Regions from separate parts of the Homo sapiens genome. Here regions 2 and 3 are each linked to region 1. A link is a loop called in an ENCODE intact Hi-C map of the cell type or tissue named here. Cell type or tissue: sigmoid colon. All regions are shown on one strand. Region 1 overlaps LINC01798 (long intergenic non-protein coding RNA 1798). Region 2 has its middle 16 kb from the start of LINC01799. Region 3 overlaps LINC01798 (long intergenic non-protein coding RNA 1798).

Region 1 (5,000 bases):
GGGGGTGACGAAACCAAGGTGATGAACAAAACAGAAAGCAGGGGGATGGCCCATGGGGTTCGGGGAAGAGTTGAGGTTGGGTGGAGTAGGGATTCCAGCTAAGAATCTGAGTGGTTTTGAGAAGGGGCCATGTCAATTATTAAAAATGATCATGACAGAGCTGGAGCCAGAAGCCAGAGAAACCTGTATCTTTAGACTCAGGCATTAAAAAGACACCTGTTTTAAGGTGAAAGAGAGAGTAGAGAGAGAGAATGTGGTAGGTAGAGGAGGGTGGGAAGGCATCTCTATTAAGGGCACTGCCAGCTGGATTATCAGAGTAGCGGACCTGTTCTAGAAAAGCACGGAGCCCTGTGTACACAGTTGGCAGGCTTCTAAATATGCTGATCAAACTCTGCTGGAGATTAGATTTTGGTTCAAAAACATATGTTTTTGAGGACAAAGAAAACTTTTGGCCCTCCAACCTTATTGTCTCCATCTTTCGAAGAAGAATAATATTTAAAAACTAACTTGTCTTAATTAGGGCATTTAGAATGACAGGACTAGCACTGACTCACTTGGGAATTCATAACCCTACATATAATCACTTTTGGAATGGAGTGCATTTATGCCTTCAAAAAGTTGGCCTCATTTTCTGAAGCTGAAATCCTTTTGATCATAATTACTTCTGACCTAAAATTACCCACAGTCACCATACAATGCCACGCTGGGACAAAAAAGAAATACATATTGTAAGTATCTGATAACAGATATAAACTATCGGCCAACTTAAATAGTATCATTAATTAGACTAGGATGAAACTATACAACTATATATTTCTGAATATAACATTTAATCATTATTATTATTCTTTTGGTGCAGTGGTTGGGGCCGTTGTCATAAATGCTAAAATAAGAGTTGTTAAAGTATATTGAAGTATAAATGATAAAGACCTGAGAACTTTGCATAAAAATGAGAATCAGATGAATGACTGCATTGATGTAGTTATTTCACCACCTGTTTTGAAGTCAAATTTTATATGCAAATGTCTTAAAACCAGATATGATTGTGTATTCTTAAATACGTTGGAGAGCTGTGGCATTATTATGATTTGTAGACAGAATCTCTCATGTTAGATATGTTTGGATGGACATATTGAATGGTCTCTTAGTGCCTTCTGGATCCCAGGGATCCAGAGTGTATTTCAGGTCCTAAAAATGGACATTTTTGACAGTCAGAACCCCCAGTACTGCACTGAATATCTGTTTTTTTATGGGTTGAATTCCCAATATCGAAATTACGTTAAATTTTAGTTGCTGAGCCAGATCCTTTAGACAAGAAATACTGGCTTCCAGTAATCAGGATTTAATTTCTAAATTTTCAAGTCATGAATGCTCAAAGGAGGTTTTATGAAATGTACCTGAAATTGTAAATGAATCCCACGTAGACACTTAAATTGAGAAATTGTTGCTAAAAATTTTAAATTAAAACGACAAGATAATTTGGACTGACGTACATTAGAAATCATAAAAATGGAAGTTTGTTAACTTTAAAATGAATATTTTAGTCAACAAATAAAATTCTAAAACAGACGTTTTCACATGCACATATTAAAAGGCATAAACCTTTAGCTAGGGTCACGTATCTATTAAAACGGTCTTGATTTTAATGGTGTCTCTAATTTGGAAAGTAATTTCAGATTCTTAGCCAAGAAGAATCTTGCTTGAACTTTACTTTTCTAGGCTGTACATATACCAGAGAAACATGATCATTTAAATTCTAAAGGATGTTTGTTTCTTTTAATAGCATAGCAGAGAATTAATGGCATGGGGGAGGGGGACGTGACAACTTAACCTGATGTTTGATAGCTGTTTACTTATGAATGTGTGCCACAGATTTCAGTGTCTGTAAAAGAAGGGGAAATAAACAAACCGATGGCTTTTAGGGAACTTAAGACACATGGAAGAAAGTGCTTAGAAGGCTATTGAAATATTTACAAAACAAATCATTTACATTAACTTTCTTATGTGTAGAAACTGGAGTGCCCATGAAAAGACAGAGCCAATTTTGGCTATGAGAAGTATTTCAGCATCAAAATGGTTAACAGTATTATAGCTTCAAAAGAGCCTATTGGCTCACCCTCAAGGATGCCCTGCAGTTGTTGTTAAAGTCATCAGATGAAGCTAGCCTTCTCAGCTAGCCTTCAGATTTGTCTGCTAACAGTAAAAATACTATAATAAATCGGTAACATATGTTGCCAGGCAAGGAAAAGTGATATAAATAAAGAGACTGGGAGACCCAAACCAAGTACAATGTGAAAAGAATTTAAATTTCAATCTATTTGCTGGCTAATTACCATTTGAAAAGTAATTTGAAAGTTTTACTGTTATTTGCTGATATTCTTCCTCATTTTTCTTTTTTTCCTCTTCAGATTGCATTCTTACCCAAATACTCTTCGTGATTGCCTGCTTTGCGGCTTTGGGGTAAGTCCCAGTTTTCCACAACCTTAAGAAAAAAATGCATAACATAAAAGATGCCAGAAAGACTTATGTGTCCTGATAGTCGGGGTCTGTGAAATATACATGGGTTTGTTACGGGGGTGGGAGGCATAATGAAATAAAGAAAAGCGATTTGTTTCTGCAAGGATCAAAAGTGTGCGAAAGTGTGCATATGCAAACGAGGCTCCCATCAGGAAAGCCACCTCTGGAATGTAAATGACAAAGCTTGGAACACACACAATCAATTATTTTCACCAGCATTTAAAATATAGAAAACAAAATCTGCTTTGGGAATTGACTGAATATTTTATTTAGCTTTTTTTATTGAGACATCCTTTGAAAAATGGCATAATATAAATAGTTTTACAAAGCAACAATATAATCAATCTCTAAACTAGAATATAAATCAAGGATTTCATTAACTGCTGGTAGCCAGTTTAAATTGTAGTCTTGTCCATAATGTCTATCTATCTATGTATGTCCAAGTTATATTAAAAACCTTTAAATGGCTTTGTAATATCAGCTACATCTAGCTATTATAATAATTAATGGTACTGTTTTATAAATCAATACATGTATTCTTGATAAATTCATATCCAGTTAATGGTGTAATTTAAATAAAAAATTAATGTAATAAAGGACATACAGAAGCGGGCAGGAAATCTTTAAAGGTTAAGAGCCAAATTTGTCTAAATTCATTTTTAACCTGTTTTGGAAAAGTTTATATTTAAAATCAGCTGAGACTTACCTTGTTTCTGTAAAACTAATCTTGCCATTTCTGGTGGTATCTAGTATTAAATTTGTAAGGTGTTTTCTGACGTTGTTTTAATTACGTAGTTACAATACTGTGGAATATTTTACTGTCGTTGCACTATTTTGTGACTATTGCATATTCTTTAGTAAAATAGAACAAAACAAACTAAAAACATCACACCAGCAATTTATTTTTAATACACAAATGCATGTAAATGATTTATTTTTTGAAAATCTCCAAAACTATACACACATTTTATTTAAGGGGAAAAATGACTGACTAGTTCAATAAATTTGCATGTGGAAGAGCCGAGCATTTTCACTGCTTCCGCTGAGTGAACATTCCAAGAATTTTAGAAAGAAAAGAAAAATGCATGAAAGAGTCTGAAATGTATTTTAACGCTGCACCCGGGTACAGGAACATTCTACCAAAAGATGAGTGTATTACAGTTCTAATGTAAAGAATACATACCAAAGACATATTTAAAAAATAACAAGATTTAGAAAAACAACTGAAGGTTGTATGTTATCAAATACAATATCAAATCTTTCCAAATAAAATTTCATTTGGTTCATAAGAGTACGCGTTTTACAAAAAATATCTTTCAAAATTATGCAGACCAGTCTGCCCTGCCATCCTCCTTGACATGATGCAGAAATGTTCCTTTAATCCACTGAGCTTTTTCTGACATTTTTCTTAACATTGCTGAGCCTTATTTAGAGCACCAAAGGAGGCGTGTGCAGTTTTCTTTGACACTGATGGGTATTTCAAAATGTTACAGAGAGAGGGGGGAAAAAAAAGAAAGAAAAGATTTGCTGCCAGTCACTTCATCAATAGAGCTACAGAAGCAATTACTATTTGTTAAAAGTTTACATTTCAAATGAAGCTAAATTTTAAAGAAGTCTCATCCTTTTAGAAGGACTGGTGCTTGGAAGAGAGAGGAAGAGAATGCACATTAGTGATTACATGTTAAAGTGCACTCAAGTACTGGAACCATTTAAAATGTATTGTGTTTTTAGTTGAAACCTGCAGCAAAACCACTCCTAAGAGGCTTAATTTAGGTTTTATAGGAGGAACATAAAAAAGACCAGGTTACAGCAACATGCTGAAATATGGGGTACATTTTAAATATCTTCATTTAAAAACGTATGTTTATTTCCCCTCCTGGGATCACTAACGTGTGTCTCCACAGAGAAAGCAAGGACATGCATTCTTAAAAATTATCTGTTAAAGGGATCACATTCCAAGACAGGTTTGAGCATTTTTATTACTACAGATAACCTCTTAATTGTGTCACTGCCTTCCACTTGTTAATCAGGGACATTCAACATAGTTAACCATGCAGTGGTTGTCTTTAGAAGAATACATTATCATTAAGGATTAGAAACACATTTTATTCCTATAATCATATTGCATGTATGGTTTTAGCACTGCTAAAACCCTATTTACCTGCTTTAAATACATAACACCTAAGAAAGGATTGAGATGCCTATAACAATGTTGTTCACTACTTCAAACTATGCAGTCCATGAAAAGCTTTAAGAGACAGATAATTTTACTTTTCTTGTCCCCCTCCTCCACCTCCCCCATGTCCCACGCAATTCCTATTTGAATTGATTTTAGGTTTCTTGTGTAGCCACCAGCATCTGAGATACTCAGGTACTCTTTCAGAGACCAAGGTGTAAGTGTGAAGTAAATAAAATCATGTTTCACTGTTGCTTTATCAACCCTCCTAGGTAGTTTTTCTGCCAGCCAACCTGCGCTGTTAAGA
Region 2 (5,000 bases), 200 kb after region 1:
AATACTTCAGCATTTAACATGGATTCAAGAGTACTTAGGGATTATTTAGAGCATCTAAATTTTGAAATCCAATCCTAGGTCTTTTGGGGGGTGGTTAACTTAGTGGCAGTCATATTAAGGAATAAGAGGACACTTCCAAATAGCTGAGTGTTTTTTCCCCCGGTGAGTCTTTAGTCCCATCAACTTTTTTTTCATAATAAGCATGTAAGATTTTTTGAGTTGCTCACTATTTTTAAATGAGGTGTTTACTTTGTCCTTTAAAAGCAAAGTTTGAGACCTGTTCTATGGATACCCCTTTTAAGAATACTCTCTCTCATACTGTCCATTTCTTTTTGGCTAGATGAAATGAGTTTTTGTGGTTGTCGTTTTAATCAAGACATAAAATCATTGAACAATCCACAAGTGTTGGCTCTAACATTTGGGCATCCTGTGATTTTTTTTTCAGAAAGAATAATCCGTAACTTTCCCTTAGCTGGGGATTAAGGACAGTCATGCCAAATGTTGAATAAGAGTTTCATACATGGACATGTAATTGACTGCAGTGTTGATGCCATCCTACTTCTGGTATTTAAGTAGTTTAAGTATATTAAAACACAACTGTTACTCAGTGTTGTTAGTCTTTTCACTTCATTAATGATAGGATTTCTGAGGGAAAGTGTGGCATAATAAAGTTGGAATGGGTTCCACTTCTTCCTGATGCTTGCTAGCTGCGTCTCTTTATAAAAGTCACTTGTCCTATCTGAATCATCAAATACAGATCTCTCAAGAATGGCTATGAGGATCAATTGAAATAATACATGAATCAGTAATAAATTGTTATTCTTGTTAGCCAGGAAGAAGGGGCATGTGTAATCTATTGGCCATTTCAGAATGAAGCTGTATAATGCAGCCGTGTGGCAAAAGGAGATCTGTGAATGAAAATGGGGCAGTTGGAGAAAATGGGTTCAGCTATGAAGAGTAAGTATTCTGCATTGGTCTTCCCATCATTGTCCATCACTCTTTTCCTGCTCTAATTAAAAGGAAAATTATATCCAAGGAAGAGTGAGTAGATATAGTGGTCCACACATCCCTTTGAGTAACAGCATTTCTGACAGAGTGCTGAAAGCTGTGGCTGTCTTTAAGACTATTAGGAAGACTGAATTTCCTGAAATTGATCTCCAGAATGATTTTGTGTGGCCGGAAATGTTCATTGAACAGAGACGTGAGAGGAGACATGAATAAACAAAGTATGCATTTCTATTTTAAAATAGATGTGAAGTTAGGAAGAAGAAATGAGAATTGGCTCTCAGCTAAAGGCTTTGGAGTTGAAGGAACTGCATTTTGTCTTACTCTGAATTTCATAGACCATGAAACTGAGTTTCTGAGAGAAACTGACTTGGAGGGTGAGTTCGCACCCTCGTTTGTTGAGTTCCTGTCGCTGCAGCTTAATTTGCCTTCGCACCTTCCTTTCACGCTCACAAGTGTCTGGTTTAGACAATACGTTACACGACCACCAACAGTAGCAGCAGCAGCAGCAGCAGCAGGGCTAAGACTGCTCTCCAGATCCACTTCTCCCACTACTTTACTGTTGTTTTTTCCTTAAGTGTGCTGTAACTTATTCTGTTTCTCAAATAGGAATTTGAAATTGTTTTTTAAAAAATAATCTTGAATACAAAAAAATTAGCCAGGCATGGTGGTATGTGCCTGTAATCTCAGCTACTTGGGAGGCTGAGGCAGGAGAAGTGCTTGAACCCGGGAGGCTGACATTGCAGTGAACCGAGATCGCACCACTGCACTCCAGCCTGGGCAACAAGAGCGAAAACTCTGTCTCAAATAATAATAATAATAATAATTTTGAGATTTTTTTAAAACATAATTTTGAAATTATTTTGCCCATGTGGGTGCTGACACAATCAGAGATGTTTGTTTAAACTTTAAGAGGAACATGAAAGATATCAGAAACACTAAGAGAGTTAGGGCAAGACATTAATGGGAAGAGATTTTTGGGCAAACTTGGTCAAATAACATACTTGATATTTATTTGGTCAGGAAATAAGTAAGTACCTATGTGTCTTCCATCCTATATGAGAGGTTACCAGTGCATGTTTTATTGCATTCTTTTTATATCTCTTTTTGTCAAATAAGCAAATAATTATTGATCACTTTATAAATGTAAGGCATTTTGAAATTATTAAAGAAGTGGCAGTGGATGATTCTCTAGGAAACACCAACAGCTTTAAGAGTTATAGTCGCCATTTTCTTAACCTATGAGTTTTCATTTAATCTGGGAGAGTCATGTTAAACTAATGGTGAACATCCCCCAACATGAATTTCACTTGCACTCTTGACAGTTCAAGATGGCTTTGGGATCAGATATCAGTCACCTGAAAGATATTTGGAATATTTGGGTAAGTTGGTGGCTGGGTGGAGGCAAAGGAAGGAGGAAGGAGAGAATTTCCCAGTACTACTCAAATCACAACATCTAGTTCATTTCCTACATAAGCCCAGATCACGCAGGCAGCACTGCCTGTGGAAGGAAGAAAGAGCCTTGTGTGCTCACTACACAGGCCTGAGGTGCCATGTGACCTTATCTTTGAGCGGTCAGAAGCACGTCAGAAAGGCTTCCACCATGGCTGGTGAATAAGAGCGCTATAAAACCTGAGAACACAAGACCTAATGACTTAATGGTTTTGGCTCTGCCTTGATTTGCAGGGGCCTGTCTTCTTACATAGTCCATGAGCTGTTTCCAACCTGCACTTGATTCCCTTAGTGGGGGGAGAAACAGATGCGCAGTTGGCAAACTGGGAGTCTAATCCAAACATCTAAACAGCACTGCTTGGAGGAATTCAGGATGGTGTCCAAGAGTAGGAAAGGAAATGTATTTGAGAACAGGGACTCCTAAAGCTTACTTTTGTCCTCTGCAACCCCCCCCCCCCACCCCCACCCCCTCTTATACTGTCTTTGGCATAGCTTAGTCATTAATAGCAGTCATTAGTGGTGAATGACCTGGAAGAAGCAGAAAGTGGGGGTGGGTCGTATGTGGTGAAGATTTTTGGCAGCTAATAAGGAGGCTTTCTGAAGTTGCTTCCCCAGTTGGATGGGATGGAAACTTTTATGAGCTTGAGTCACATTCATACAGATAGGGTTTTGTAACTTAGCATTGTGCAAGTTATCTGGAGCTAGAAACCTCTGGGAATTAGATGTCTTTCAATTTCCAGGGTGTAATGTATATAAAAGCCTCCTTAGACATGATCTTTCCTCCAAAAAATACCTTTTCCCAAGGATGTCTTGGGAAATTTTATCCCATGTTTACTGAAATGTTTAACTTCTTATCAGTTGAACCAAGGGTTAGTTTGTATATAAGACACTCAACTGAAAAACCACAGGGCTAGAACTACCCAAGTCCAAAGAGTTTCCCAGGAGGGCAACTTCCGGATCCAGACATCAGGCTTCTAAAATCATTTAAAGTTGACATAAAGTGATCCTACTCACAGGTTATAAACAACTTTTTACTTTTAGGCCGTAACAATTAGAAACTGTTTATTTTAGTTTTGTAAGTGGATCCATTCAATAGGTTCCACACAGGGCATCTATCCCAATCTCGGCCATCACTCAGACCTCCTTCTTTCTCCTCTCTGCCCAGCCATATCTCCCAAATTCATCACGACTCCCAACCCCCACCACACACACTCTGAAGATGGCCAGATTTACCAAGTGAAAATACAGAACACCTTGTTAAATTTGAATTTCAGGTTAAAAAACCCAAAAATCCTTTCTTTTAGCATTGCTACATTCTATGCAATATTTGAAGCATATTTATACTAAAATATTATGTATTGTTTATGTAAAAATTAAATTTAGCTGGACGTCCTATATTTTATCTAGTAATCCTGCCCCTGCTCATACCCTTTACAAAGTATCAACATTTATAGTATATTTAAGTTGAAACTGCCTTGTAAGATCAGTTGAGATCATTACAGAAAAATGTATGGTAACATAAAAACTCCTAATACTTGGAACACTTGAAATTTTTCAAAGTTTTTGTGGGGGGGGGTGTGGGGGTGTTCTTTCTTTATTCCCTAAGATGCATATAGAGAGTCTAGAAGCCAGTAACTATCTTGAATTAAATGGGGATCTTTTAAAGTAACTTCTCTGTTCCAGCAATCCTGTAATATGTTTAAATCTCAGCTTGGCATCCATCCATACCCACAAGTAAAAATATTTTTCTTTGATCAAGGATACAATGGAAAGGGTGAACATCAAGGGACTCCTTTCTTATCTATATGTAGCTAATCCAGATAAAATCCTGTAAGTTATGAAAAAACAAACAATAGCAGAATAGTTTGCCATCTTCAAAATCTGGGAAACAGATTAGGTCTCTAGACTGAGAAAAAACATGCTTATATTTAGCCATGTGCTTTTCCATCAGAATTGTTGATCAAAAACTGGTACATTTATATGAAACTGTAAAAAAAAATTCAAGCTAATCTAAAGGAAAGGAAAGCAGAGTAATGGCTGCTTGAGGATGGGATGGGAAGTGGGAAGGGCAGAAGAGAGGGCTTCGCAAGGACATAAGAAAACTTTTCAGCATGATGGATATATGTACCATCTTGATTGTGGTGATGGTTTCATGGATATACACATATTTCAAAACTTATCAAATTATACCATAAAACATGCAGCTTATTGTATTAACTATACCTCAATAAAGGTGACACAAATTTTAATTGTTACAAAATAAAACTAACACATGATTAGCTCTATTATAATTTTAAAGAAATTAAGGAGGTCATTTTGCCTATTAGAATGCCTGGAATTAAGAAGCTTTCTATGAAGGTAAGATGTACGTCTTATTTACCTCAATTGCTAAAACCTCGGGTGCTGGCACAGGTCCTGGTATATAGTAAAGGTACACAGTATATTTTGAACAAGTTGTTAAATAGAAGCCATATAATCCCAGAATACAGCACGGAGAAGGGTATGCTGGTTAGGATAGGAAGATGTGTTAATTATGTGTGGCT
Region 3 (5,000 bases), 110 kb before region 1:
CAGTCGCCTGCTCCTCAGCCCCCGCCTTGGCACAGAGCAGCGTCTGGCACTGCGGGGAGATGGAGGCGAGCCACGCGCACCCGTTCCCTTACTGGCCGACCCGCGAGGCGCCAGCTTGTTCTGGAGACTCAGTTTCCACTGGACAAAAGCAGGGGAAACACAACGCAAGGGCTGTGCAAATCCACGTTCCCGACGCCCCTCCACCCCATCCCAATCTGATTTTTGAGACGTGCATTTTCAGGTAGTCCTAAACTGTGAACAGCGAGCTTTGTGTGTTATCTAGTGGGGGTGGGGATGAAAGGGGAGGAGACTCCCACTGCCCGTTCCAGTCTTTAATGTTTGAAATAACGAAATGCCTTGTGTAGCAGCTGCTGCTTGAGCCAAAACTAACTCTTTGGAAGACGGAAAAGAGTGAAAGGCAAAGAAAGACTGTTCATTTTTTTTCTTTTGGTGCCGTTTGGGATGTCATCTGTTTCCTTGGCGACTGTGTTCAGCCCCCGGAGCCCCTGGGCTCCTGGATTGTTAGGGGGGAAAAGCATGCTATTTCTGCACCGTCATTTATCACTGTCACCGCATAATGATTCCCCTTGCAGCCCCTTATTGATGTTTGTAATTGCATTATCTCATAAAGGAGGATGATCAATGAAACCGAGCCGTGCATTCTGGGGTCAGAGGAAGCCAAAGTACTGTTTGTCCCCTTTAATACAACAAGTACTCATTATCTTTAGGTCTGCATTCAAAAAATGATCTGATCTAGGGCTGACCCTGTCGGACATCCCAACACTTTCTAAAACGCGGTTTGTGTAACCTTTTGCTTAAATGCTAAATCAAGTACCTGTCTTGCATTTCAACGAAACAAGATGCTAAAACTGAATGAAAAAAAAGCATTTCTTTTTTTTTTTTCCCCCTGGGAGGGGTGCGATCGTCTGAAGGTGCATGAGATTTTACACTGTAACTGCTTGGTAATATAATACAGAAAAGGCAATCCCAATCCACATGAGTCCTAATAAATAGAAAAAAAATTGGGGATGAGGGGAAAAAGGCAGGTAGCTGGGAGCTTTTAACAAGGTCGGTACTAAAAGATCAGAATAAAACCACATCCAGTTTAATTAATAATAGCTATAAACTGAAATAATTCCCCATGATTCTGCCCTTGCTTCTCCTTTTTACAGAGTCATATCTCTTCAGTTTAGAGAAATGACTTTTGTGGCTGTTCGATTCTCACAACAACAATAACTAAATCAGTTGCACACTGTTATCTAAAACCATCTACAAACTCCAGCAAATAAAAAGAAGTTCATTTGTCTATTAAGGCAAGCATTTAGTTGAGCAGAAATATCCCAGTAACACTGAATAGAGTTCGTGTAATCCTATGGAAATCAAGTCATCTTGTTGCACTGAAGTAAATGAAAAAATACAAAGGAGAAAAGGTCCAAGTGTAATTGTAATTTTAAACTAAATGCATTATTGGACTGTCACAGTGAAAACGTGATTGTTCGGCTGCGGGGGGGGGGGCGGGGGGCGGCGAGTGGACATAAACTTAGCTCACATTTAACTTAAAGGTTTCAGAAAGGAAATATGTATTCCATATTTGGTGATCATTTGTGGAAAGAGGAGAAATTGAAACAATTCTAACCCATCATTTTAGTATACTAGGGGGAATCATTCCTTCAAAAGCAGAATTAAGCAAAAAGCTTATTTTAAACATTGCAAGTCTGTATTAGCAGAAAAAAAAAGTTTCAAATTTTCTGAAAATGTATGTCCTCTCTATGTTAATAAGATGTTGACAGAGAGAAAGAGAGAGAGAGAGAGAAACTAAGTTCAGGTGTTTTATTTTTTAAGTTCTAGATACTTCTAAATTAACGATATAAATTAATGTTTTACATAAAAAGATCTAAATGAAAAGTTTTCATTATAGTTGAGAAAATGAGTACTTAGAGTGTGCTCTGATAATTTGACACATTGACATAAAACCTTAAATTGAATAATAAAACAAACGGCTAAAATATTCCCCCTTGGAAAAATAACTTTAATAATAAAGCTAGAAAAGTTTTAACTGTGTTGAACCATCACTTTTTTCTCTGGAAGGCAGATTATCCTAAAGAGTATTATTTTCCAGAAATTCTGTCAAGGCACTTTGAAATAATATATGTTTGTATTATTTAATATTCTGACACTTCCGTTCTTTGAAAATGCTCAGACTGGAATGGATACGTAGCCATGCATATATTTAATATAAATGGTATCTTGTCGTTAACATAAAATATTAAAGAGAAAATAAAACTTTGGGCTTTGTCAGTTAAGATAGAATTTTTTAGCATAATACTCTGATTTTCAAAACATAAAATTGAAACCCCTTGATTTTAACCAATCAACACAAGTCTTTCTCTTATTTGGTTGGGGATCTGCATCATATACTCTTTCTATTTTTAATATTTAGTGTTGTAGCCCACTGTTAAAATAATGAAAAATTAGTCTCGTTTCAAAATTATTTATTTATGGAACGAACATGATTAAAACATAAACACACAAACTGCAGCTGCAACAGAAAAAAAACTTGATTTATGGTTATTAAATCTTTGATCGCCATGTTAATGTTTCTTTTTCTACCTTTCATTTGCATTTTAATCTATCGAATCTTTACAGTTTTGCTGCCTCCTATTTCAATGATTGATTACAGATCTGAAATAAGAAAAACCAAGCCTAGCTTTTCTTTTCCTTTCTTCGCTTTCTTTTTTCTCTTTTTCTTTTCCCCCCCTCCCTTTCCCCCCGGGTAGATTTCTGAAACTTTCTCTCAATGCTAATGTAGACAGGACAAATTAATTCTGCTCTTTTAAATGTCAAAGATATAAATAAAAAATGTTTTCTGTCCCAAACGTGAATATTTTCCCAGCTGCTTGTTTTCGAGTCGTAAAAGATCATCCCAGCAAAATGCAATTAACAGCGAAACACACACACATACACTCACACACTCGGCGGTGCGGAATTTTTTTAAAGGACGTGTTGTTCTGAGTTGAAGAAAGGTGAGAAGTTCACCGTCCCTTCACCATCAGTAGCCTCGCTGCGGCTCTCCTCTCTCTCTCTCTCTCTCTCTCTCTCACACACACACACACACACACACACTTGGAGGTTTGGTCCCTAGTTCTATCTGTGATCTAAGTCACACAAACAAAAACAAGCTTGGTGGCAGCTTGTTGTTGTTGAGTGTTGTTGAGTTGATTTCTTGAGATAAGCAGTGTAAAGACAAAAGGGGGAGCGATGCAGGTCTGTTTGTTTTCTTTCCCCGCCGCCCCACTGTCCCTTTTCTCGTCTCCCCGCGCACCTCCCCAGACGCCCTGCCGGGGTGGCTCCGCGGATGAGGCGGTCATTTGCTGTCCGCTTTGCGGGGACGGGTCACTTTCCGCGCTGGCGTGAAAGCAAATGTGGAGCTGCTTTTGGAAGGCGCCGGCCGGACGTCGGCTAGGCTCCTTCTCCCCGCGGGCTGGGGGCCCTGGGGCTCTGCAAGGCTCTGGCTCCGAACAGATTGCGCCTCCCGCCTGGCTGCCAGTAGGAACTGGGGTGGGAGCCGCGTAACTAACAGTTGCGCGCAGGAGGCGAGCCCCAGGTGTGAGCGCAGAGGCTCTCTCCCCAGCCCGCGGGTCTGGGAACCTTTCAGGACGCCTCCCTCCCCAACTCCTACCCATGCGTCTGCTCCCTAGGCCGAGCCCCCCTCGTGAGGTTTTAATGACCGCGGACGCAGGGGAGCCCGCACTTGAGCGAGGACCGACTTCTCTGGCGGGTCCACGCTGCTCGCGCTTGCGTCCGCGGGTAGCGCGCTGTGCCCGGGTCAGGGGGCGAGCTGCGAGAAGTAGGAGGGGTCAAGACCCCCAGAAATCCCTCCATGGGCACACACACAATCAAGAATAGGGTTGAGGGTCTTGAGAGGTAGAACTACCCTAGGCAGGGCTTCTCCAACTCGGCCTTTGGACCCCGCGCGCGCCCAAGGGCGTGCCCACCGCGGAAGCACAGATCATCTTCCCGGGACTGGGTCTCCTGGACCCTGCGTTGCTCCCTTTTTCCTAGCGGCCCCGTAGCTGGCTGCCGCATGTAGGGCGATCTTCATTAACTTGGACGCCCAACGTGATTGAAATAGAGAGGAGGAAAAAACACATTTGATCTGGGCCGACCCTTTGTCTTGAAGCAGATTAGGCAGCCTAGAAATAGGAGGAAAAACAGAAAGTCTAGGCAGGAAAACTTATTGTGTTCACAACATATAAAAATGATCCGAGCGGTCTGGTACCTCAAGGGGTGAAGATAGATCCTTGTAGACGAGTGTGAAGACATGACTGGGAAGATTTAAAGTGAAAGAAACGGCAGATTATTAAGAAAGTAATAGTAAGGTGTCCCATACACTACAGTTTTATTGTTGGGTAGTAACTACCCGATTTATTTATTGCCGGGGCTATATAATAGAGATAATGACCACAAACTCAAGATAAATTCTTATGCGCCCAGCCGGTCAATTCTTTTTTATTTAAGAGAGTGAGCCTGAAGGGTGAGCCTCATCCCCTCCCCTCCTCGAAGATCCGTCTTGCTTTCTACCATATTATAAGCATGACATGCAAATAAATAAGTGCTGCTGGGTCTGTGTGGGTAGGCCGGCAGGATTTATTTCAGGTGACGGAGGAACATACACGGAATATGAATTTCCGCAGGAGTGGCGCCGTGATTCCTTCCCTCTCCCTCTCGGCCGCCCTCTCCTCAGGGTCTCCCTCCTTTTCTGTGGGAGCAGAGAGCATCCCCTGTTAAAAACATTAACGTGTCATGTCTCAGCTCCCTATTCCTTGACATATAGGTCTGGGGAGGGATGGGGGCACTGCAAAATGCAAAACGCATGCCCAAAGTAGGTTGACTTGCTGGGACTGCTCAAAGCGATTCTGGTGGACAAAGAGAAGGGTGAGTTGTAATTATGACTTCCAGTAGGGGAGCAGTATAGGAAGTATGTTAATATCATTTTGAAA

Evidence for each region. Hi-C counts contacts between places; a loop is a spot of excess contacts. Peaks named below come from ENCODE experiments on the same cell type or tissue, not always from the same donor. Only the 100,000 strongest peaks of a DNase experiment are listed, where the experiment ranks them.
Region 2: it touches region 1 in a loop (6-fold over the local background); 2 of 110 quality-filtered maps call a loop at or near these places.
Region 3: a loop joins it to region 1, with 8 times the contacts of the local background. A loop is called at or near these places in 18 of 110 quality-filtered maps.

What each region holds. Positions count from the first base shown.
Region 1 is chr2:66,689,264-66,694,263 of GRCh38, forward strand. It overlaps LINC01798 (long intergenic non-protein coding RNA 1798), which reads left to right. Exons shown (of 6, transcript NR_110156.1): 5 at 2,409-2,460. Among named protein-coding and RNA genes, the nearest start is that of LINC01797, 11 kb to the right of the region's middle. In sigmoid colon, no CTCF peak of the experiment used is centred here; a DNase peak (open chromatin) is centred at 2,114; H3K4me3 peaks cover 4,915 bases.
Region 2 is chr2:66,886,318-66,891,317 of GRCh38, forward strand. No RefSeq gene overlaps it. Among named protein-coding and RNA genes, the nearest start is that of LINC01799, 16 kb to the right of the region's middle. In sigmoid colon, no CTCF peak of the experiment used is centred here; a DNase peak (open chromatin) is centred at 2,604; H3K27ac peaks cover 519 bases.
Region 3 is chr2:66,578,153-66,583,152 of GRCh38, forward strand. The region is part of intron 1 of LINC01798 (long intergenic non-protein coding RNA 1798); the gene reads left to right. Among named protein-coding and RNA genes, the nearest start is that of LINC01798, 6.6 kb to the left of the region's middle. RefSeq lists an enhancer at 82-1,691. In sigmoid colon, no CTCF peak of the experiment used is centred here; DNase peaks (open chromatin) are centred at 189, 3,019, 3,619 and 4,629; H3K4me3 peaks cover 5,000 bases; H3K27ac peaks cover 1,413 bases; H3K27me3 peaks cover 277 bases.